2 separate regions of the Mus musculus genome follow, and region 2 is linked to region 1. The links are chromatin loops, found by intact Hi-C in ENCODE. Cell type or tissue: heart. All regions are shown on one strand. Each heading gives the region's core, and the rest is flanking DNA. Links, peaks and the distances in the headings are about the cores only.

Region 1 (4,388 bases), core at 141-4,140:
GTTCTAAAAAAAATTAAGTGTATTCAAAAGTGTGGGCAGATGCCTGTAATCTCTGTAATCGAAGCACTCGAGGCAGGAGGCTAACCTGGGCTGCCATGGTCAGTTTCAGACCATTTTGGATACATGGAGACACCCTGTCGTTGTCATCACCATCGTCATCATTATCAAATTTAAAAGTTGCAGTTTTAAAGGCATTAATGAAAGCTTTCTTTTAGAAAAATATGGGTTTGTTTGTTTGTTTGTTTTAACTTGGGAGGAATACTCTAGGCATCATGAATCCATCTCACTAACAAGGGGTTCAGGCATGCATGAACGAGCGCATGTCATTCTTCCCTTCTTTGAAACACACACAAATGGTTGTGTTGTCAAAATCTGGAATGTACGGGGAATTGTTAAGTGTCTCCTCCTATTCACTTCCCAAAGTTAAATTCATACATTTCTTTTCTTTTCTTTTTTTTTTTTTTGGGTGGGGGTGGGGGTGGGGGTCAAGACAGGGGCTCTCTTTGTAGCCCTGGTTATCCTAGAATTCATTTAGTCTGTAAACCAGACTGGCCTCTAACTCCCAAGCACTGGGTGTAAAGGCGTGCACCAGTCCACAGCCAGGTTTATACTTTCTTTTCCTAAGCTAATTAGGTAGTAAAATCATCAGTGATAACGAACGCACAGCTCTTGGTACAACTAGCTAAACCAGTTTACTCTGAGGATAAATAAATAAAAAAAAAATAAACAGATACATAAATATAAGACCTGCTTCTGGTCATGCAGGGCTCCAAGCCACCAGGTGGAACGTCATCCGGGTCCCGCTCACTTCTGGCTCTGGGGACTGGAAGAGACTGAAGTAAGTCTGGGTTGGACCTGAGGAGGAAGGAACACGGCGAGCTCAGGGCGAAAGGCCCAAAGGCGAGCCGGGGACGCGGCGCTCACGCGAGCTCGCCGTCCCGCGCGCCCGGGCCTGGTTAGCCCTGCCCAGGGCCCGCGGCCGCCTTCGCTGTCCCCACCCGGGTCGCACGGCGGCCGCTCCTCCGCGTCTCCTCACCAGTGCAAACCGCACTCACCCGCGCCGCTCTCCGGGCCGGGTCACTCCTCTCCCTGGAGCTGCTCCGCGGGGTAGGTCCTGAGCAAGCAGCCGGCACCACAGTCTCCCCGCCCAGCAGTCTCCGGGAGCTCCGGGCCCTCCGCCGAGATTTCTCTGGGACCAGCCCTGGGATTGGCTCTTGCCAAACTCCATCCTCCAATGGGAACTTCAGGATTCTTGACGTCACTGATCACTGGGCAAATCCCCAGGCAGCGGCCAAAGAGGTGAAGCGGCCGGGCCCGAGAAAAGGAAAGTGAAATCGGAAGCGGCCAGTGCGTCACGGTTGTCTTCCAGCTGCTGAGGTCGCGCGAGGCCTCGTGTAGGTTAGGGTGCTGAAGCCCCCATAGCTTTCGAGACCCCATTTCTGATTCCCTGCGGTTAGGGGTGGGCTGGGGTGTCTGCAAGGGCTGGGTTTTAGATGGGGTTTCCTCCTCAGGGCCTGCCTCTAACTAAGATCAGACCAGTCTATCAAGTTTTTCCAAGATCCATCACAAATATCATTTTCGAAGCTCCTGGCTAGGATGAACCATTTTTGACAACTAGCCTTCCTTACACAAGGCAGGTGCTGTTCCTGCTGTACAGAACAAAGTAAACACACATACACATTCCACACTCCACCCCACACCACAGTGATAGTTCAGTGGGTAAAGATGCTTGCCACCAAATCAGATGACTGGCTTTCAAATCCCATATCCCCCACATGATGGGACATGAGAACATCTATTCTGGTTGTCCTCTAAGCTCCACAAGCACATGCACTCTCCACCTACGCTAAATAAATAAATGCAAAACATTTAAAGATCCTGGCGCTAGGGAAACCGAGGCATTAGAGTTCAATACCAGCCTGGGCTACGAAGGGGGAATTTGTTGAAAACTGAGAAAAACTACAGAACCTGCAATATCTGGTACTGAGGCCCTCTACAGGAGCTTTGAGAGCCTCCTGCAGCTCCACAGCCAAGGACTCGACCACGCCCACTAGCCTGAAAGCCCTTTTTGCACACAGCTTTCTGCTCTGCAGGAAATCCACAGTTCCTGCTACTTCCAAAGAAGTAGTCCGAGCTGCAGGAGGGCTCCGAGTCCTAAGTCCTAACATTTCACCAACATATGGGGAGTGCTTTTGAGTTTCCTGTGAGCTGTTGTAGGGGGTGGAGCGGAGTTCTGGATGCCTGTGCTCTGGACTTTGATCTCAGCACACCCTAAAATCACTAGATACCTGCTCTTTCAGTTGATATTGGGGGTGGGAGCTTTGTTTTGTTTTGTTTAGAGACAGAGTCTCACTATGTAGCTCTGGCTGTCCTGGAACTCGCTCTGTAGACCAGGCTGCCCATATTCAGTACCGGTTCTTCCCACTCTGCCTGCGTTTCCCTTATATCTACAATAAAAATCTTCTCCATACTTAAGGAATAGTCACAGGGAGTACCTCAACGATGGTCAGAGCCAAGGAATGCTGCCAAAAAAAAAAAAAATCATATTACACAACAGAGCTCATGAAAAAGATTTATTGGAAGTGGAGTGAGAAGCAGGGCAGGCTGTGATGGTGCAGGCTTTATAATATGGGGTATGGAACATGCATATAGTGAAAATGCAGGACAGTGGCGAAAGTGAAAAAAAAGCCAGGTCCCATTGGTCTTTAGTAATGATGAGGATTGAAGGGCAGGGGATAGGGGAGCTTGGTTTTGGAAATGTGGGTGACTCTCGGTTGACTAACACTTGTTTTTTCATTCACTGTCTAAATGGGTAACCCACCATACATTAATCTATTTTGATTTATTTATGCATGTCTCATACACTGATAGTGGGTTTTTTTTTTGTTGTTGTTTTTTGTTTTTGGGTTTTTTGTTGTTGTTTTTTGTTTTTTTGTTTTTTTGGTTTTTTTTTTTAGATGTGGGTGTGGAGAGATGGCTCAGAAGTTAAGGGCAATTATTCTCGTAGAAAACCTGGATTCCACGCCCAGCAACCATAAGACAATTCACAACTGCCTTTAATTTCAGATCCAGGGGATTCTAGACTCTGATCTCTTTGGGCACCAGGCATACAGACAGGTCAGGCCCATACACGCATGCGGGTGAACTACTCACATATAAAATAAACAAATAAGCCAGCCATGGTGGCACACTGTTGCAGGATGTTTGATCACACCGTTAACCCTGTGAGACTGCGTTGTTCACTGGAAAAACCTGTTTCTGGTTGTGGTGTGGCTCAGCCTTGGCACACACCTTTTTTCTCAAACAATGAAGGTCAAGTTAGTCGAAGGAAGCACCTATGTTTGAAAGTGATGTCTAGTTGAGTGACAGACAAAGTGACGAATCAAAGAAAGATTTGACAGAGTAGGATATGCCCATCTCTCATGAGAACAGAAAGGAAAGTGAGACCGCATAAGAGAGTGCAGAAAGAGAGAAGGTAGTTTTACCAGGAGAGTTTTACAGAGACAGGTTGAAGAGAGATAAGCTAGACACAGGTGAAGACAGAACGATTCAGAGAATGAGAAGAAACCAGAAGATCAGAACAGATTACCTGAGTTAGTTTGAGGCCAAGCAGAGCAAAAAGTCAGAGGATGAGAGAGAAGCCAGACTAATCTGTCAGCTTGGAGAGGAGTTTGAGCCAGAACAGTTGAGTTGACCAGCCAGCCAGAGTTCAGTAAGCCTCCATCTGAGATGACAATTACACCAAGTGAATAAAAGTTACTTTTACAGTACATAGGCTTTAACCTCAACATTCTGGAGGCAGAGGCAGGTAGATCTCCGAGTCTGAGGTTAGCATGGTCTACAGATTGAATATCAGGATAGCTAAGCCTGAACTGAGAAACCTTGTCTTAGTTAGGGTTTTTCTGCTGGGAACAGACACCATGACTAAGGCAAGTCTAATAAAGGACATTTAATTGGGGCTGGCTTACAAGTTCAGAGGTTCAGTCTATTATTATCAAGGTGGGAGCATGGCAGCATCCAGGGAGGCATGGTGCAGGCAGAGCTGAGAGTCCTGCATCTTCATCTGAAGGCTGCTAGTGGAAGACTGACTTCTTGGCAGCTAGGATGGGGATCTTAAAGCCCATGCCCATAGTGACACACCTACTCCAACAAGGATACACCTCCTAATAGTGCCACGCACTGGGACAAGCATATACAAACCATCGCAAACCTTGTGTTGAAAAGCCAACCAAAGTGTTTCATATGTGTGTATGCATGCATGTGCATCATGTGTATGCCCAGTGCCAGTGGATGCCAGATGAAGGCATCAGATTCTCTGGAACTAGAATTACAGGCTGTTGTAAGAGGATGAAATGGGTGCTGGGAGCTGAACCCAGGTTATCTCCAGG
Region 2 (4,388 bases), core at 175-4,174, 170 kb before region 1:
GTGATCCACGGGAAAGTAAAGTTTAATTCTAGATTCAGTACCACTGAAAAGTACATACCTGAATGCGTCACATACCACTCTGAGTTTTGTCTCTTCATCCTCTGACTTGATTTCACTGGAAAGATGAGAGCTTATATCTCTTCCAGGACCAGAAATTAAAATATAGATTCTGTGATTTGAATGTGTGTGTGGTATCCTGGGGCTCAAACCTAGAAGCTTATGCCTGCTAACCAAGTGCCACTGAGCCTTATGCATACCCCTAGCTCCATGACTTCAATGTTTAATATATAGATACGATATTTCCAATGGACCTAGCCTTTGATGACCTCTTAAGCTGAAAATGTCACTAGGTCAGAAATGCAAGTAATATGCCTACCGAACAGAACCTTATAGCTTAGTAACAAAGTACACTGACAGTGTGTAGTTTCCTTTCCTGATCTACTAGCTGTCTGGAAAGTGTAGCCTGTGACTACTACCCAGCATAAAGGACTATCAGAGTATCTATCTATCCCTATGCACCACATAGTACTAGTCTAGGGACGAGTTAAATCAAACCCCAAAATAAGCTGTCTGACTATGTAAGGCCATCCCATCATTTTGGATCATTTTAAGTCTTGGCAGCGTGAGTCCAGTATCACATGTACAGCACAGTGATAACAACCCAATATCATTTAAATTCTTTGTTCACTCTGAAATTTTTTTAATTTCTATTTCTCCTCTCTAGATGCAGGGAAGCATAAAGGCACAGAGACTCGTGGCCCTTTCTTTTCCTCTCAATTCTTTTGCTACGTGAAAGTGCCAGCAAGGAACAAGGCATTCAAGGAATCGCTAGCTCTGATCCCCAAAAAAGTTGCCAGGAAAGCTGCATTCTGAGGTTGATTTTCTTCCTTCCTTCTGTCTGTCTCACCTCTCATTATTCTTCCGTTGGAAAAAAAAAAAAAAAAAAAAACATTCCAAACAGTGTCTTCCAGGACCTGTCCATACAGTTCTATGCTAGTGTCTTCCAGGACCTGTCTTTAACCATTCTCAGCAAAGACCCCTTTATCAACAAGTCTTAACAATAGCATAAAGATGCGTGGTGACCTAGACGATTACCTAAACACTAGGAAGGCTGAGACAGGATCTCCGGGAGTTCTAGGACAGCCTGGGCTACAGAAAGCATAAAACATCATCAACAACAGCAGCAGGAGCTGCTGCACATTCACACAAAGCAGGGAGTGGTCTTTAATATAGATACAGGCTGATTAAGGAGACTGACAGGTGTTGGGTACCTCCATCCACCTCCTCACTCATTTACCTCTGATTGTTCTTTCCTGGTGCAGGAGCCCTGAGAAGGCAAGAGACTAAATAAGACTTGGCTGTTGATTGGCCGGAGGTCAGGTCCCGTCCCTCCCGACTCCCACCCCCCTGGCATGGGAGATGGGCCAGGCCTGGCCTCACCCTTCCACTGGGTAAATTTCTGGAGGGACTGTGCAGACGTCTCTCAACCCTGAGTGCACTCCTCCAACTAAAGCCCATTCATTGTTTCACAAATCTGAGGAGTCAGCCCCAATAGCACAAAGGAAGCTAAGACAGGAAGATCAGGCAAACTTGCCACAATACACCCCGTCTGTCCGGCTCTCTAAAATCTGTGGCCCCGCCGCTCTCACGCACAATCTGACAAGAAATGCCCGCCGGCTTTGCCCGGTCAGCCCCGGTCCCAGACTCTAATCCCCCGAGGTTTCAGCCACGTGAGCCTTTCCACCGCGGAGCCAGGCGGCTTCTCCCACCCAGGTGTCGGGCCCTCGTGGCTCCACCGAGGGAGCGGCTCCACCCGGGTCCCCGCACGCTCTCACCGCGCTCGACAGCCCTACTTGAGGCTCGGCAGTCCTGCCGTTCCCAGCGCTCGGCTTCTGAGCCGTAGCCTCGGACCACAGCCACACAAAGGGCTGGGCGCGCGTTCCAGCCTCGACCAGAACGCAGCGGCGTGAAACCCAGGAAGGGGCCCTTGCCAGAAGTCAGGAATCCGCTACTTTGTCCCTCTGCTTCCGTTCTGCTCCGTCCGCAGGTAACACATCTCAAGTGGCTGTCTGCCAAGGTCAGAAATTTAGATCTGAAGAAGCCCAATGCCTGAATGCCACGCCTTCTCGTCCCGCCTACTGTTGGTCTTCACTGGTCTCAGCTGCGCTAGGAAATTCCATTTCCTAAGATAAGTATTTACTCCTGGGGTGGGGAATGGGAGTGGGGGATGGGGGTAGGGGGTGGTGGGAGGGACGGGTGACTCAATTTCCGTAATTCCTTGTACTAGGCAGCTGAAAGTGAGTTCCACGCCTGCCTGGGCTACACAGTAAAACACACACACACACACACACACACACACACACACACACACACACACACACACACACACACACACACACACAAATAAAATAAGGTAAGACTAAAGAAAAACTGGAACACTTCGCAGACAAGTAAAGTGGGCCGTGGAGCAACATCTTAGCTAAAGTAAAATCCAAGAAAGCACAGGAGACTTAGACTATAGTTACAGGATAGCTCAGTAGTTAGAGAGGATTCCAGGACACCTAGCACAGAGAGACCTGTAACCAGGGAACCCCACACTCTTCGTTTGGTACCATCCCATATGTGGCATTCACTCATACAGACTCAGGACAATAAAAATAATGATTAAAAAAAAAAAGATACAGACACTTCACAGGTATCACATCACGGTCAAGTCGTATTAGTGTTTCACATACCAAATTCACTTCAGTCTCTCTCTGTAATCCTTTCTTTTGTTTGTTTGGATTTGTTTTTAATAAGTTCCATTGGAATTATAACACTTAACCCAGGTCTCAGGCAGCCAAAGCACAAACATAGTTGGGGAGGGTGATAGGAAAGTATAGAAGGTACTAGGTTGCTGGGTGGTGGTGGCGCTCGCCTTTAATCCCAGCACTTGGGAGGCAGAGGCAGGCAGATTTCTGAGTTCAAGGCCAGCCTGGTCTACAAAGTGAGTTCCAGGACAGCCAGGGCTATACAGAGAAACCCTGTCTCGAAAAACCAAAAAAAAAAAAAAAAGAAGAAGAAGAAGGATTGAAGCAATCCATATGTAACAGGCCTGTAGTGAGGTAAAAGAACAAACAAACAAACAAAAACCACGCTTTCCGTCAATAATGAACTGTTTCTCACCCTGACTTCAAATTACCTTATTTACAAAACTGAGCAACCATAATTAGCTGATTTAGGTTCTTCAACTTTAAATAAATAAATAATTTATTTATTTATTATTTACTTACTTTCTTAGAGACAGCTCTTCCTAGGAACTCACTATGGAGCCATGCTGACCTTGAATTCAAGACCCCCTCGACTCAGTGATTGAGTGTATACTGGCTTCTGGTCCTTAATTCTTGAGGTGGAAACACCATGTTGGCCAGCAGGTAGCCCCAGCACACAGTCAAACACTATAGGACAAATGAAACCCTTACAAAGGTTGGTTCAACATTTTATGCTGGCCACTAGGCTGTTTCCAGCTGATGTTTGATGTGCTAAGAACCTCTTGAGAAAGCCCAGGCACATTCTAGCCCACTGCACTCCACCTTTATCTAGCTCAGCATCCTTCTTCCCGTGCTTCGCTGATGTCTAAGAAATGCTTCTGTCTATAAATCTTTAGTTAACTACACTCGTCCGCATAGCACTGGGTTTGTCGCCTCGCCTCTTCAGTTTCAGCACCTCTACGCTAGGTGAAAACTTGATTTAAAGAATGTAGAAAAAATTATCAACTACTAAAGAGAACATCTCTCATGTGTGGTAGTACATGCCTGTCATCCTAGCACTTGAAAGATGGATGAAGGGGGGATCAAAGTTCTCAGCCACATAGTGAGTGAGTTCAAGGCTAGCCTGGGCTACTTGAGACTCTATCTTAACTAGGAAACCATTAGATGTGTGTCATTGATTCCCTGCCAGAGTTTGGGTTCACATTATATAGAGAGAGATCTGAATAGGGAGCCAGACATAGTCATACACAATTCTAATCCCAGCACTTAAAGGGCTAAGACAAGAAAATAGCAAACTTTAAGTAAGGATCATCCTGGGCTACGTAATCAGTCTCAGGCTAGCTTAGACTATGAGACCCTGTCTGAACAATCAACTTGATGAACTTGAGAGATTGGTAAAGCATCTCTCTCTCTCTCTCTCTCTCTCTCTCTCTCTCTCTGTGTGTGTGTGTGTGTGTGTGTGTGTGTGTGTGTAGGTACTCCTAGAAACAATTATGTCATAAAGTTTCCAACCTCATGAATAGTTTAATTCATTTGTGGATTTAAAGTTTGAATAGACTAATCCAATGGGAGGTTGTAAAGCTGTGGAAGCTAGGACTTAGTTGGAGGAAGTAGGCCACTGGAAGATGTATCTGGAGA

Evidence for each region. Peaks named below come from ENCODE experiments on the same cell type or tissue, not always from the same donor. Only the 100,000 strongest peaks of a DNase experiment are listed, where the experiment ranks them.
Region 2: it touches region 1 in a loop (2.4-fold over the local background); 1 of 42 quality-filtered maps calls a loop at or near these places.

Annotation. Positions count from the first base shown.
Region 1 is chr17:36,833,932-36,838,319 of GRCm38, reverse strand. Trim26 (tripartite motif-containing 26) reads right to left here and starts at 1,174. Exons shown (of 10, transcript NM_001025599.3): 1 at 1,056-1,174; 2 at 748-855. In heart, for the core only: a CTCF peak has its summit at 1,980; DNase peaks (open chromatin) are centred at 1,239 and 2,069; H3K4me3 peaks cover 2,069 bases; H3K27ac peaks cover 2,089 bases.
Region 2 is chr17:37,000,225-37,004,612 of GRCm38, reverse strand. It overlaps Zfp57 (zinc finger protein 57), which reads right to left and starts at 2,088. Exons shown (of 5, transcript NM_001013745.2): 1 at 1,836-2,088; 2 at 1,298-1,327. In heart, for the core only: no CTCF peak of the experiment used is centred there; DNase peaks (open chromatin) are centred at 1,422 and 2,172; H3K4me3 peaks cover 1,613 bases; H3K27ac peaks cover 1,757 bases.